Linked DNA regions of Homo sapiens: all the other regions are linked to region 1. A link is a loop called in an ENCODE intact Hi-C map of the cell type or tissue named here. Cell type or tissue: mammary epithelial cell. All regions are shown on one strand.

Evidence for each region. A loop is a pair of places that touch in the nucleus more often than their neighbours do. Peaks named below come from ENCODE experiments on the same cell type or tissue, not always from the same donor. Only the 100,000 strongest peaks of a DNase experiment are listed, where the experiment ranks them.
Region 2: a loop joins it to region 1, with 7 times the contacts of the local background. A loop is called at or near these places in 5 of 110 quality-filtered maps.
Region 3: it touches region 1 in a loop (8-fold over the local background); 3 of 110 quality-filtered maps call a loop at or near these places.

Annotation. Positions count from the first base shown.
Region 1 is chr14:100,437,503-100,442,502 of GRCh38, forward strand. The region is part of intron 2 of WDR25 (WD repeat domain 25); the gene reads left to right. Among named protein-coding and RNA genes, the nearest start is that of WDR25, 64 kb to the left of the region's middle. RefSeq lists an enhancer at 1,078-2,277 and a silencer at 3,450-3,744. In mammary epithelial cell, a CTCF peak has its summit at 2,859; DNase peaks (open chromatin) are centred at 1,889 and 2,819; H3K27ac peaks cover 2,400 bases.
Region 2 is chr14:100,382,295-100,387,294 of GRCh38, forward strand. All of the region lies in intron 2 of WDR25 (WD repeat domain 25), which reads left to right. Among named protein-coding and RNA genes, the nearest start is that of WDR25, 8.3 kb to the left of the region's middle. RefSeq lists enhancers at 1-470, 697-1,206. In mammary epithelial cell, CTCF peaks have their summits at 1,564 (motif pointing right) and 3,033 (motif pointing right); no DNase peak of the experiment used is centred here.
Region 3 is chr14:100,899,608-100,904,607 of GRCh38, forward strand. RTL1 (retrotransposon Gag like 1) reads right to left here and starts at 4,115. Exons shown (of 4, transcript NM_001134888.3): 1 at 3,998-4,115; 2 at 3,684-3,779. All of the region lies in intron 5 of MEG8 (maternally expressed 8, small nucleolar RNA host gene), which reads left to right. In mammary epithelial cell, CTCF peaks have their summits at 1,452, 2,807 and 4,920 (motif pointing right); no DNase peak of the experiment used is centred here.

The DNA.
Region 1 (5,000 bases):
GGTGGGTTGCTTAACTTCTGGCAGCCTTGATTTCCTTACTGTGAAGCAGAGACATACCTCTAAGCAGAGAGTGGTTGTAGGGATTTGGGATGACATGTGTCCAGCACCCAGACACTTGGGCATTGGTTGCCATTATTATTATTAGTATTATTACTAGTATTATTAGTATTAGTAGTATTACTGTTACTGCTACTGATGTTACTGTCACCACCACTGTTAACCCCCATTCTCTCCCTCTACCTCTCCAACCCTACGTTCACCCACAGCACTGGTGTTATACGCCCCCTTAGTGAAGAAGAGAAGACAGGAGCTGGCTCAGAGCATTTATCTGCCCAGCTGCTGTGAGCCCTGAGCTGACCACCAAGGATGCTAAGGGGTTCAAGGAGGACTGCACCTCCCTCTGTCCTTGCCTTCTCATCCTTTTTTCTCCTGACACACCATTGTTTTCGCAAAAGAAAGAAGTAGTTGGAGTCTGGGAAAGAAATCCCCAGGGCCCTGTTTCAGATGATTGTCCCATTTCTAAACTTGAGTTAATAAGAGTAAACAAAGTAGTAGGTAGATTTGCACAGGAGAATATTATTATTCTCATGATTATGTAAATATTTATCTGTTCTGGCTTTCTTATTTTGTTGCTGGTGTCTAATTTCCAAGTCTTGTAATGAAGTGTAATTTGGAGAAGATTTGCAAAGACAGGCACGTAGTGAAATAATTTGATTTGTTCAGTAAACTTGGTTTCAGTTATTCCTTTCCATGAGTTGTTTTAGAACCCCTTCAATTTCTTTGTGATTTGACAACAGCTTTCAGCCCAATGAAGATATGACTCTTAGGCATTGCCAGGAATTCAGAATTGGTTTATAATATTGTCGCTTAATAAGAAAATGCGTTCATTGGCAGGATATAAAATTTATGGGCTTCAAATGGATTTCTGTTTGTAGTTTTAGCCCTCTGTGCTCCTGCCATTCTCGAGGCTATGAGTAAGGTTTTTTAATTAAGTCAAATTGAATTGAATGAGCTTTTATTGAACGCCCACTCTGTGCCAGACACCAGCTCCTTAACCCTTGCACTGCCCTGTAGGTGGCTATGGGGAGCTGAGCCAGAGGAGGTTTTGCCCCATGCTCACGATCATTCAGCTGGCAAACCTGGGAGGTGGGATTTGAAGTTAGGTTTGATTCTCTGGCTTTTTCATCCAAAGCTGATTATAGGCAGACTTGATTAAGGAGAAGAGAGAGGTTGAGTGGCTTTCATGTTATTTCATTGAATCTTGTTTAGTCTTCTCAGCCACCCTGTGAGGTTCATTACATTTTCCCTATTGTATATCTGAGGAAAGTAAGGCTCAGAGAGGTACAGTGATATGCTCAGGGTCACACAGCTGGTAAGAGGCAGAGCTGGGATTTGAACTCAGAACTGCCTGGCTGCAAGGCCAGAGTTCCTTCTAGAACCCCTCTAGGGGTCTGCACTTCCTTTAGCACATGGCCAATTGACCACCTGCCCACAAAAAATGGCCTGGCCCTGGTGGCTAGGGCACCCTCCTGCAGATGGAGGCAAGGAGCAGTAGGGAGTGGGGCTGGGCATCAGTTGCCCAGGTACTTCCTAGCTCTATGCCCTGGGCAAGTGAAGTCCTCCTTTCTGACCCTCCCTGCACCCACTGGTGACTGGTGGCAGAATACCCTCCTGGGTTATTGTTAGGATCACAGACAACATGTGTGAGGCACCTGGCACTTGGTGGGCACTCAGGAAGTGAAGGACCCTGCCCTTTGGCATCTGTTGCTTGTCAGAATGCGTGGTGGATGGCTCTGGCCTCGGTGACGAAGCTGCTGTTGCTTCAGCCCCCGGACTCCTGTGCATCACAGAGCTGATTCAGTGCAGACAGGTGACTCATCTGATGGCATTTTGTGTGGCGTTGTGCAGTTCAGCCTGGTACAGCACGGCCCGCCCACAGCAGGTATTCAAGAGCCGTTAGTGTTTATGAAGGTGATAAAATTGCCTAGATGGAGGGAAGCCGTCAAAATAAGAGCCTTTGCCTGTCTTGTGAAAGTTAACTTGCAAACCTAATGCCTGTGGGGCTGCTGAAAAAGCGTCACCTGGATTTCTCCTTGGAGACAGAACTCTCTGGAAGGACAGCTGGGCAGCCCCTGCTTGCCATGTGGGGGTGGACGCTTTTTATGTGACAGTGAGTTGGAGAAACTAACAGTGGTCTTCAAGGCATTGTGCTCAGCTTAACTCTTTGAATTGCCATAGCTTTAAAATGAATACTAGAAACAGTTATATATTTTTCACACTCTCCATATTTTCTCCATTCAATATAATAAATGTTATCTTGAATGTTTGAGGGTTTTATAGCAAAAATTCCTCCCATTTGTAAAGCATGCTGCAGTGGATGGGAGTGAACTAGCTGGCAGCGCTCTCGTGTGACGTGGCAGAGGCTGAGGGAGTTGCCCAAACCCCACTTCCAGTTGGAGGAAGCCTGGGCCCTGACTTCCAGTGCATGTTCAGGTCCACTTGTCAAGGAAAGGATCCATTGTTAAGAAACAAACATGGGAAACTGTCATGTGAGCGTCCCTAAAAGCAGCATAGTCATTTTCGAGTCACTCTCTGATAAAGATAGAACACTTCATTTAGGCACATTTCAGGATTTCAGAACATTTGGAGTAGTCCTGGGGTGGAAAGCAGCGTTTTCCTTTTTCAATTTCAACCTGACTCCATTCCTCTCTTTATGTGTGTCAGTCATAGCAGGGGAGTGTTTTCCTCTTGGATGCGTTTGCACCTGGCAAATGAATGTGCAGGAATTCTTTGATTGCAAAATAGCTACTCTCAAAATGCAGACAGGCAGCCACAGTCAGGGAGCCCTTCGGCCACGGCAGCGGGGTGGCGCCAGACACCTGGCTTTGAGTCCCGTGGAGGCATGCCACTTAGTCTGTTCTGAGCGGCTGTTTACAGGCGGATAGAAAGGGCTGTAGGATGGGACCCTCAAGGTTTTGGGGCATGGGAGGGGCTGGCCGTCATGATTCAGCATGCTAGCTCTCTGGAGGCTGTGCTGAGCACTGAGGGACACTGGGAGAAAAACACAGGCTCCTGCTTTGTCCATGTGGAAGGAGCCCAGGCTGCCCTGGCTGCTATACGCATCCTTCCAGGCAACCTTCACCTTCTGGTCTATTTAGTCTCATTCCCTGTTTTTATTCCCTTCTTTTATTTAGGGAGAGCCAGAGCAGCAATTCTCAGGTCAGGATTATTTGGGAGATCCATATTACTTCTGATTATTTACGAAGGGACAGGCCGGGGGAGGTAACCACCTCGATAAATTCGTCAGCGAGGCAGCTGGAGGGATGTGTGACAAACATACCAGGCTGTCATTTGGCCAGAGATTGTCTGCACTGGGATTGTTCCCCCAGGATAGTCCTGATGACAAATGTAATTGACATTTTTTATTAACCCTGAAATGATTAAAGATGCTGCTGCTGAATTTGTGTCAAAGTACCCGGTCCCTGGCATTTTGAGAAAGGGATTCTCTGTGGAGCCAATAAACAGCCTGTGTTTTCTTCCTGTTCATCACTTTAATCAACTAAGACATACAGAGCCCTGTCTGGTTTGGTCTTGAAACTGGGCCAGGGAGATAAGACTCTGCTTCCTGGCTTAGGTTTCCAGAACACTCTGGTATGGACATCATGAGGGACACATAGGAGGCACTCTGTTCATTTACCACACAGTCATCAAACGTTTGCTGAGCTCCTTCTGTGTGCCAGGTCCTGTGTGTGATATTGGGCGCTGTCTCCTTGAAGGGTGGTCGCTGTAGAATGGGGGCTAGAAAGATGTTTATGGGGATGATTGTGAGAACTGAGCATTGTAGGGGAAGACTGGGCCACCCTCACTGCCTAGGGGGTGGGGTGGGGCAGGGAAGGCAGTGCAGGGGGTGGTTTGCGTCTTACAGGAAGGGAGTCTCCTCTCCAGACAGGTCTTACCTCTGGAGCTCTCCAGGCAGATGCTGGAAGTGGCAGTGCCCAGAGTGTGTGGGTCTTGGAGTGCCAGAGTGTGGGAACACAGAGGGGCAGCAGGGGAGGGTGGAAGACACACAGGAGAGCTTGGCTGGGGCCTGCAGATGGGCTGGGGGCCACATGGAGCGCAGGTGGACTTTGCTGCTTCCTAGCCTGCCTGCTGAGTTACTGAAGCTCTTGGTCTTGGTTTCCTTATCTGTGAAATGGGACAATCCTACTTTCGCTTCTGTCATAGGGCTGCTGCAGGATGAAATGACAGTAGGAGGAAAGCCCCTGATTGGTGCTTGGCATACAGAGCCTAGTCAACAAGCATCGGTTCCTTCCTAGATGCAGTCTCAGTAGCAGTGGCCAGGTATTGAGCACCTACTGCATGCCAAGCGCTGGGCTGAAGGCCTTGCACTGACTCTCTGTTAGGTATTTTTATTCCCATTTTATAGCTGAGAAACTTGTTAGAGGGTAAAGCAGTTGCTCAGGGTCACACATAGAGAGAGGCAGAGAGAAGATCTGACACCAGGCTGTTGCTCCCAAGGGCTTCCTTTCAGCAGTGCAGGGGCTGGGAGGTGCCAGGAGGAGCAGGAACATGGAGAGGGCCAGCTTTGACTGTGGCCAGAGCCATGCTTGAGCTCTTCTTTTGGAGGGATGGGCTTGGGTTGCAGAGGGTCTTACAGGGAGAGTGTGCTTATCACACTGCTCCTGGATGGACTGATGAATTGAACACTTCCTGAGCACCTGTTTTGTGGCTAGCCCTCTGCTGAGGGTGCACACATTCCCTCAGCCACAAAGCCAGTATTTAGTGAGCACCTACTGCATGCCATGTGGTCCACCAGGCCTTGGGTAGATGGTGGTGTACCAGAGGCAGGGGTCTTCACCCTGGGGGAGCTCCCAGGCTGGCAGGGAAAGAAGGAAAGAAAAAGATCACACATCTAGCATTGTGGATAAGCAACATTTCAGCACTGAAATAGTGGGTCTATGTTATTAACATTTTATATGCTAGGCTCTCCCACACAAAAC
Region 2 (5,000 bases), 55 kb before region 1:
CCCAGCCCGGCAGGGCTCAGTGAAGGCCTCCTGAGGAAGGGGAAGGTTCGCTTGGGGATGGGGGCAGAAGGGCGTGCTTGGCTGCAGGAGCCCTGTGTATGTGTTGGCTCCAAGCATGAGGGCCTGGGAGCTGGCTTCAAGCATGTGTGGGTGAGGGACTTGAGGCTGGGGAAGCAAGGTCAGGGAAGGTTGCACGTGCCCTTCTGGGGACTTCTGGTTTTACATGGAAACTCTTTTTTGCATTGTCTTATTTATTTTACAGGCTACTGAAGTGATAGTAATGTAGTCCCCCAGTATGGAGGTACAGTGTGATAGGTCGTTGTGCCCACCTGGGACCTGTCTCCAGCCCTTCGAGCTGTGCACTGCATCCCTCCTCTCTCTCCTCGCAGCTAGCAAAGCACCTGATATGTAGCGGGTGCCAACTAAATGCTAGCTGAACAGAAAGCTCTTGGAAAGGAAATAACTTCAAGGGACCTGGCTTCACATCCAGCTTTGCTGCAGAGTAGCTAGCTGGTCGACCACTGGCCGGCTGCCTTCCTGTGGAGTCTAGTGTCTCATTTGTAAAAGGGCAAAATCATACCTGGGTCATGTGCTCATGTGAGAAAAATGCTGAAAAAGTGCCTTGCACAGAGCCAGGTACCTCATAGGCGCTCAGTAAATGGTGGTTCCCTTGCCCTTGTTTCCTCAGAGTTCTGGAACCAACTTTCCTACATCTTTTCTCTTGCAAATTACATTTTGAGCTTTTCTCCCTCGGAAACATTTTCTTAAGTGAAGAAAGGAAGCTCCAAGTATAGAGATGTCTTTGAAATGAGCTGAATTGATGGGTGGCATTTTTAAGTGGCGAACTGGAGTCCTGAAGTGGCTTGTCTGTGCTCTTTTCTAGCAAGACTCAGAGTCCTGTGGGAGAGAACGTCATATTCTCTCTTCAGCCTGGAGTTCCAGGATTTTCCACTTAGGTCTTTGGTGCTTTTCCTGCCATTCCGGGGGCTGTGAAGTGTGCGCGGAGGCTTCTGGCATCCCTGGCGTGGATCACAGCATGCTGGGATTGATCCTGTGGCCCCGGGGCTTCTCTGCTCTCCTTCCCAAGTCTGCGCTGCAAGGGCTGGAGGATGGGAAGCCCATCTGGAGGGTTGCTGGTGGGCCTGGGCAGTGTCTGACTGGCCCTGGAGTTCAAGTGGTGGCCCTTGTCCTCCCTGTGCTCACCTTCCTGTTGAGGCCTTCTTTTACCTGCCCGCTCACCTCTGGAGTTCTCTCTCCTGATGGTGAGGGGCAGACCTGGGGCCCTGTGGGACTGGCCTTCGCCTGGTGGCGTGAAGTGCTCCCTGGGCCCTGCTGGCAGAGTGGCAGCTTGGGTCACTTTTGCCTGGGAAATTTAGATTTCCTAAACAGAAGCATCCCCATGGTAGTTTTTGAGCAGAGAGCACCTGAGTAGAGGCATTGATTTCTGGCCTTGTGGAGTAGACAAATGTGCCAGGCACGGTGCCACTGGGGACGTGGGGGGAGAGACGTTTCTGCCCCCATGGAGGGGAAACTGTGAGCAGCCAACTAACTGTGACACCTCATGACCAGAAGAGGGCGCAGTGGGCCCAGCTTGGAATGGCAGTGAGGGTGGCTCAGACTGAGGGACTGTGGTAGGAATGCCCTGCTCCTGGGCGATTCAGAGACCTGGGTCCGGGTCTGTGGGGCTGCCCTGGGTGGGGCCAGGCGCCGCAGCTGTGCCCGCCTGTCCCGAGGAGACTGTGTGTGCTGCAGGTGATGACACTGGCATGGGCCCCTTGGGCTGCCAGGCAGCTTCTGGGGAGCCCCACCCACTGCACTGTGCACCCTGGGTTCCTTCCCAGGGCAGAGCACATTTGCTGTCATGAGGTTGGGCCAGGGTCAGCATGGCTGCTAGGGTTGGCATCTCCTGACCCTCTTTTTTTACTGTGGTGTCGTGAACATTAGGGCTTTTATAAGCCATAGATACAAATGGTGGGCCAGGGCCCTCTCTGTTTTAAGATATTTGTCAGTTTTCAGTGATGGGGTTATTTGGCAAATTGGTTTTGGGCAAATTGACTTTGAACAACTTTTCAGTGTGAAGAGTGTATGGCAGGGGCTGGAGGAGCCAGGATGGGAAGACAGATTGGGAACCGGCGGGGAGCCAGGCAGGAGCTGTGGCCAGAAGTCCCGGCTGAGGCCTCAGGCTTGCTGGGCCACCAGGTTTGTGCGTGGCCTGGCTGGGAGGCACATGGTGTTCTTTTCCCTCCTTGGTGTCAGAGGTGGGGCAGCATGGCAGATCTTGGGGACCTGGTGATCTGGGGAAGGCAGTGTGTGGGTGTGGGTGGTGGGTCTGGAGTGGGGATAGGGCCTCGGGCACAGGCAGGAGTCCTGGCTGGCTGCAGCCCAGTCCCTGGAGGAGAGGAAATGGTGGGTGCAGCATGGAATGAGCTCAAAGAGGCGGGTGCAGCAGTACACCCTTCCCAGGGTGCTTTCCCCCTGCCTTTTGGTTAAAATCTGCCAGTGTCTTCTGGGCCCCTGCTGGATCAGGAAGGAGGGAAGAGCTTGGGGGCTGGGTGACAAGACCTGCTTGGGTCCTTCCTCTACGGCCAGCCCCTTGGTTGCGTGGTCTCTGGCAAGTTACCTCACTTCTGAGCCTTCATTTGAGTATCTATAAAGTGGAGAGAATTAAACATGCCTCGCTGGGTTTTTGTGAAAAGTAAACGATATTAGTTGTGAATCACCAAGTGCAATGCCTGGCACATAGCAGGCACTTAGTGTGTGCTCGAGTTCCTGCTTTTCCCCAAGAATTTCCTCCTTTCCTTGACTTGTGCTCATGTCTTATTTTACGTAAGTAGCCATGGAAGCATATCAGCTTCACCTACTAGACTTTAAGCTTCCTGAGCCAGAACCCATTTTTATATTCCCCAGCATCTGGCACAAAATTGTGTACATGTTAAGTGATCGATAAAAATTAAAACAAATTTTTTGGATTTTATCGCAAGCCTTTGGGAAGGGATTGTCTTTTGAGTGGATAAATCATATTCGCCACTAGGGTGCACAGTAAGACTTAATATAAGCAGCTCATCCAAGCTTCTAGAATGTGGAAGAATCCTTGATTCAAGGTAACATTTACTGAAAAATGATTTCTTTCTGATCAGGAGAAAAACAACACAGTCCAACTTATTAATCTAAAGAACATGGAGTGCCAGTTCCTTCATATCCTTAAAACGTAGCTTCGGAATTCATACATTTCAACTGGACACATTACAGTGGAAAGATACTTATTTTAATATGTTCTAAATGTTCTGTGAGCTGTAAAATATGCTTTTATTAGTTTTGAAAAATTTACAGCTAGAGAAATTAAGTAAAATAAAACAATGACTCATAATTCTGCACCGCTGCTCTTTCCTGACGATCCCTTCCTCCCCTTGTCTGTGAACGTGCTTGTTTTTTTCATAGCTGTGATCCCAGCACGGATACCCTTTTATATACTCTTTTCATCTCCCAGTGAACTCTTTTGGCTTAACGTGTTTGAACACCCACTGCACGTAAAGGTAGAAATTCAGACTTTGATGCCTTTTTTTGAAGGAAAACATGTACGTGGCCTGCGTTAACCAAAAACACAACCAGCCGTTATTGAATGCTCCCATGTACAGAACCCTCTGCCAGGCACTGAGAGGGAGTCCCAAAGGAATAAGACCTTTGGGTGGGTGACAGAAGACCCACCAGGGACCTTCTGTACCTGTATGAAAACCTGCAGTTCTGAAACACAGAAGGTTTTTAAAGAAAATATATGAATTAGATGTTGTTTATTTGCTTTACAGAATAATTTGCTCTAGAAATTCTTTCAGTAACAAGCTTCCTTAAAATACTTTGAAAAAAAACCTTTTAATTTTTGACCATGAATGTAATAGATGCTTATTGTGAAAAACTTTAATGATGCAGGAAATATGAAGTATGAAGGAGAAACAGAAATCATTGATAACTCCCAACCCCAAGTCAGTGCCTCATTAACATGAGGGGCCTCCCTGGTCGGGGGCCCTACATTCCTATCTGTTTACATAATTGGGCTTATTGCATAGTATGTGCAGTTTTGAATTCTTCCTCTGCTGCCCAATCTTCTGTAACGTGTAAGGGGAATTTTTCTACCTTATTAAAAACTTTTCCCCAAATATATTTTTATAACTGTCTCAAGTTTCATACTTTGCTCCATCATTTCCATGTTGTTTCCTATAATTTCCTGCTTTTGTTTAAAAAATAATCAGTATTACAGTGAATATGGCTATACATAAATATTGTCTTTTTTTGCTGCCTTAATGCAGTTAAGATGGGCTTTGAGGCCAGGCGCGGTGGCTCATGCCTGTAATCCCAGCACTTTGGGAGGCCGAGGCAGGCGGATCACGAGGTCAGGAGATTGAGACCATCTTGGCTAACATGGTGAAACCCCGTCTCTACTAAAAATACAAAAAATTAGCCGGGCGCGGTGGTGGGCGGCTGTAGTCCCAGCTGCTCGGGAGGCTGAGGCAGGAGAATGGCATGAACCCAGGAGGCGGAGCTTGCAGTGAGCCCAGATCGCACCACTGCACTCCAGCCTGGGTGAAAGAGCGAGACTCCATCTCAGAAAAAAAAAGAAAAAGATGGGCTTTGATTTACACCCAGGCATTAGCTAAAGCCCTTGTGTGTGGTGAGAGTGGGACCTGATTAGATTGGCAAACCTTCAGTACCACTGTTGTACTCCTTGGCTCCCATGCCAAATCTTCTGCTTGGTAGCTGTGTGACTTTGGGAAAATCACTTAGCCTCTCTGATCCCCTAGTTCCTCACTGGTAAAATGGGGATAATTGGTAAATGGCCACCAATTAAGGTTGTTGCTGTAGAGCTGAAATGAGAAGATCCAGCCTAGTGCCTGACAAGGGAGAGGCTGAGGAAGCATGTTTCTGATTCCCCTGTACCTGTCTTGATTAGTTATAAAACAAAGTGTAGAAAAGACAAATCACCCAGAATCCTCCAACTTACTGTAACT
Region 3 (5,000 bases), 460 kb after region 1:
CAGGAAGCCAGCCACCCTGAGCACAGACCCAGCTACAGAACAGACTTGAGCTGCGTGTCCTTGGCAAATCCCCAAGTGTTTCTGTGCCTTGGTTTCCTGATATTAAAAAAAAAAAAAAGGACTCATAATCTCTCTCACACAGGGCTATTGAGATCTCAATGAGGAAATAACGCAAATAAATCATCCAGCACAGTAGCCAACACGCAGTACCCAGCAAAACTCGGTAGCTCTCCCCATCTTACCCCGTCATGAAATGCTTAACCCCCTCCCTGAGACGGGCAGCTGCTCCCTTTCAGGGCAGGGAGACCCAACAGAGGACAACACAAATGCCAGAGAGAGTGTGAGGGGCAATAAAAGCTGATGCTCGCCTCCCTCCCAGACATCTTCCCAGGGAAAAGTGTGCTTTCTTGAACACCTGGGGGCCGGGGAAGGGGCTGCCCTACCACTTTGAATCGGGTTTCCCGAAAAGTTTGGTGAGAGTTTATTTTTATGTAAATAACATATAAAAAGTCAGACTTCTCCACAGGCAGATTTTTTGAGGCTCATATTTTACAGACTTTGGCAAGGGTCACTCGGAAGGAACAGTGGTTACAGTCTCCAGAGGTTCATAATTCCTGGAAAAACTTCTGGCCAAACCTGACTTCTCCTAAATTTCACAGAAAATTCTCCCTGGGCTGGGCTCAGGCTAAATGAGCTTTTTGTGTGTTAGTACAGCCTTACCTAGTGGAAGCATGACTTGCACGTTGCCCTTTACACAAAAGGGAACCTCCTCGGCCGCTGTGAACAAAGGCTCCGCTCTCCGAAATGTTTGATTTGTTTACTCGGGAGCGTGAGCCTGGTCAGGCACATGTCTGATACTGGGGCTATTTCTCTGCGGCCATATGTAGAGCTGTCCAGGTCTCTGCAATTTAACCCTGCGCTTCATGCCAGAATCCCATTTCCTAACTTCCTCAAGCAACGGGGCAAGGGAACCACAGCAAAAAGGAGTGTAGGGGGAGTGTTCCCTCCGTGTCCGGCAGGGGCTAAAGGGCTTGCTGCCCTGTGGCGTCTGCCTCTAAATAGGGATTTGGGTCGGTGACTTTTCACATCTACACCAAAGCCCTTCAGAACCCTTTCTGCACCACCAGCTATCCTGAACCAGAAATCCCTGTTCACAGAATTTCCCATGTGGGTGCCTCTTGTTCTGCACCCTGCATCGCGCCCCCTCCCCCGTTTATGTAAATGACACATGTAAATGTCACTCTCCCAAACATTTTCACACCTGCAGCTTCAAATCAACCTTTTAATAGGTTAAAACAACAGCACCAACAAAAACCAACAAAAACAGAGGCTCCCGAGAAACAAACAGTTTTTCCCGAAGGGCTTGCAGTGCCTAACTGAGCTGCCAGGGCCGTCTGTCTGTCTGTTAGCCAGGAAGGCAAACCAGCCTGCGCACTCCACCTGCAACACGATGCTGCCCCCCCACGGCGGGTCGGAGCAGCTGTGGCGACCCCAGGGCTGACAGATTGGGTTGTCAGGAGCAGGACAATGAGGCTGCAGTGAGGATGGGCTCCATCCTTGAATGACTCTGCCCTCCTTGAAATTTTTCTGCTCCATGGAGGTGCATCTCTGCCCCCGAGGACCTTGGGCATTTCACAGACAAGGAGCCCTGGCTGGCCTCGCAGCCATCCCCCATATGCACACACGCACACGCACAGACATGCGCGCACACACACATGCTGAGTGCCTGCACTGGGAGCATAAGGCAGAAAACTCCTTTGGAAACTGCAGAACAGAGCCTTGTCTAGCAGAGGTCCCCTGATAAAGGTCCCACAGTTCCTGGGAACTGAACCCCTGTGAATGGGCCAGGAGAGGCAGCTCCCGACTCCCGTGTGGGCTGCATTCATCAGCAGGCCGGCACCCCAGCCCTGTCACTGTGTGAGGAGCTTTCATGAGTCCACTGAACATGTAAGTCACAGTCTGGCAGCTGGCTGCATCTGTGGTTGCTGCTCAGCCTCCAGAAAAGGGCCCCTCAACCTGCCAGACCTCCTCGCTCCTTCCACTCACTCTGCCAGCCTGTTGCCCCAGAGAGGACACAGGCCAGCCTCTGTGGGCTCAGGAGCCAGGGCAGGTGCTTGGCCACTCTAGGTGTTCTGGCCCTCAAGAGGGGAGTTGGCAGCAGGACAGTCCCCACCTCCCCCCACCAGCCCTGGGCACTCAACCCCATTCTCTGCTCCTCTCCCTCATTGCCTTATTGGGACAGAGGCACCCCGCCAACCATCTCTGTGCCTTTGCCATTTAGCCCAGGGCAAGCTACTCGGGAGAGGCCAAATGGCCTCATACTGACCCCTGCCTGGTCCCCTCTGGCCACCTCGCTCACTTGCCCGCTTGCCTGCTCAGGAGTTGGTGCTGTGGGAGCTTCTCAAAGGCCTAAACATGTGGGCTGCCAGCCTGGGCAGGAAACCGTGCTGCAGCCTTCTCAGCCAAGCACTGGCCTGCCTCTCTCCCCTCGGATGCCTCCTGTAACAGGGAGCTCCCTCTCTCCCCAGGCAGCCTGCTCAGGGCTCGCACGCAGAGCTGCTTTGCTGAGCCCTCCCCTGCCTTTTGCATCTGCCTCCTCGGCTGTGCAGCAGCCCCCTTGCCCCCTCTGCCCTCCGATCTCTGCAGGCTGTGGGCTCCCTCTCTTTTCAGTCCTCTCCTTTCTGTGCTGAATGGCAATACCCCCACCAATGGTGGGAACAGGATTGGGCGCCTCTACACCTGTCCTAACACCTCTGTCTCTGTTCTTTTAGACCTGGGACAGAGCCCTTTGCCCTGCTGTTCTGCTAAAAGCCCAGGGGAGGGCGTGGTGCTCCCCTCCTGGGGCCAGCTGCTCCATGTCTATCTGTTGAGCGGCTTCTCAGCCCTCTTGGGTTTTCTATGGCCCCTTTTCCAGTTGCTAGGGAGAACGCTCTGTATGCAGCCCCCTGCCTTTTCTGCAGGAGCTGCTGGCCTCCCGGCCAGCCCTGGTCAGCCCTGCAGTAGCAGCAGCAGCAGCAGCAGCAGCAGTAGGCAGCCACAGCAGGGCTGGGGGCTCCCGAGCCAGGCAGACCGGCTTGACTCCCTGCTCTCTAGCTGCAAGACAATTCCCTTTACTTTTCAGACTCGGCTTTTCCCCTGTGAAATGGAGATGAGAGTTTCTCCGTCACTGGCGTGAAGTGAGGACTAAATGAGATAAGTGTAGGCTTGCACACATCAGACACTTCATAAATGCTTGTGGAGTAGACGGTGGGACCCAGGGAGGGAGAGAGAGGTATGTAACAAGTGTCGCAAGAGAGAAAACAGCCTGGCCTTTCAAGACCCTGCTCCCAATACAAACGGGAACCTCTCCTGGCAGAGTCCCCTCTGCTGGCTTAATCGCACAAATCAAGTCAGCCGGAGGCAGCCCCCGGCCTGTGGAACTCACAGTAGATGCAGCAGGCAGCATAAATGACATGCAGAGCCCACATCTGCATTTAATAGACCGAGAATTTGCATTGTATATAACAGCACGAGGGGTAAAGCATGAAGGCATAAAGGAACAGTTTTTCCCGGCGGCTTCCTTGAAGGGCCAGCTTAGACAGGGGTCTGGGGAGGAGAAACTCAGCGGGGTCCGGGCATCCCATAGACTATGGGACAGACATCCATCCATGCACTCATTCTCCAAGCCACCACAGTGTACCTACCTTCCCCGGGCCCAGTCCCAAGCGTGAGGCTGGGGATGAAGTGATGCCGGTGGCTTAGTGATGCCGGTGGCTTCCTGTCCTCGAAGCTCAGTCGGTCTGGTGGGGGAAACAAACAGGGAATAAGACACTGGAAATTGAGGTGATCAAGAGGGGGTGCAGGCATGGAGATTTATGGAGCCCCGTCTTGGAGCCAAGTCCCGAACTGGGCTGTCTGCAAAGAACTCACCCGGGCAATAACCCTGCACACTGGTCTCATGAGCCCCATTAGATTGATGAGGAAACTGAGGCACAGAAAGGCAAAGTCCTATACTCACCGTCTCTCAGCTGGTGTGAGGCTGGGCCAGGATGGAACCCCAGACTCTCCGAGGCTCCCCACCACACCCTGCTGCTGAAGGCTGCTCAGCGAGGCTGTGCCGAGTGCTGGGGGGGTGTGGGTGGGCAGGGGACGGATTGATTAGTTATAAGCACCTCCCAGCGGTGCTTGAGATCCCAGCTCCTCTGTGGCCCAATCCGTTTGAAGGGCAGATTCAAAATTAGGTGGTAGCACCTATGGGCAGAGGCTTATGAAAATGGCATTATTAACCTGATGTGGAGAGGGCCCTGCCTGTCTGCAAGTAGATTGCAGATAGAGACGGAGGGGGCTGGGCTTGTTTGTGTGGACAGTGAGTTAGAGAGGACAGAGAACATCCAGGGGCCCTCCAGGGCTTCCGGACGGGGAGAACCAGATCTGGAGGGGCTGGACAAGTGGGAGGGGGAAGAGGGGTACGTCTTAAGGGTGCCCCGGCACCTCAGGGAAATGCCCCAGGCTGGACTTGGAGGAGGATCTCCAGCCTTGACTCTGACACAGACAGGGACTATGGCCCTCCCCGCACCTCGGTTTCCCATCTGTGAGATAAGAGATGGAAACCAAACGTCATTTCGAGAAAAGCCCCCATTCCCACCACCCTCCTGGCCCCCCCCTTCCCCCACCACCCCAATCACGTTTGCCAGACACCTGTCTGCTTGTCAGAGCAATATTCAACAGGAGAGTTCCTTCGCTTCCTCCCTGGAGGGAGAAGGGAGAGGTGTGGACGGGGAGAGGGGAGGGGAGAGGTGCCCCCCACTCAGAGAGGCCGCTGAGCAGAGTTCTGCATCGGGTAGGAGTTGGGCCACCGAAGATTTGTGCCAACTCACGGTGCGGTGGAATCAGACAGTCTGAATTCTTCAGACACCAGCCAAGAGTCTGTGGCGCCCCCACGTGCCACAAGGGGGCTGCCTGGGCCACATTTCTGAGCCCGAAAAGTGAGGAGGGGGACAGTCAAGAGGGACCGGCGCTTT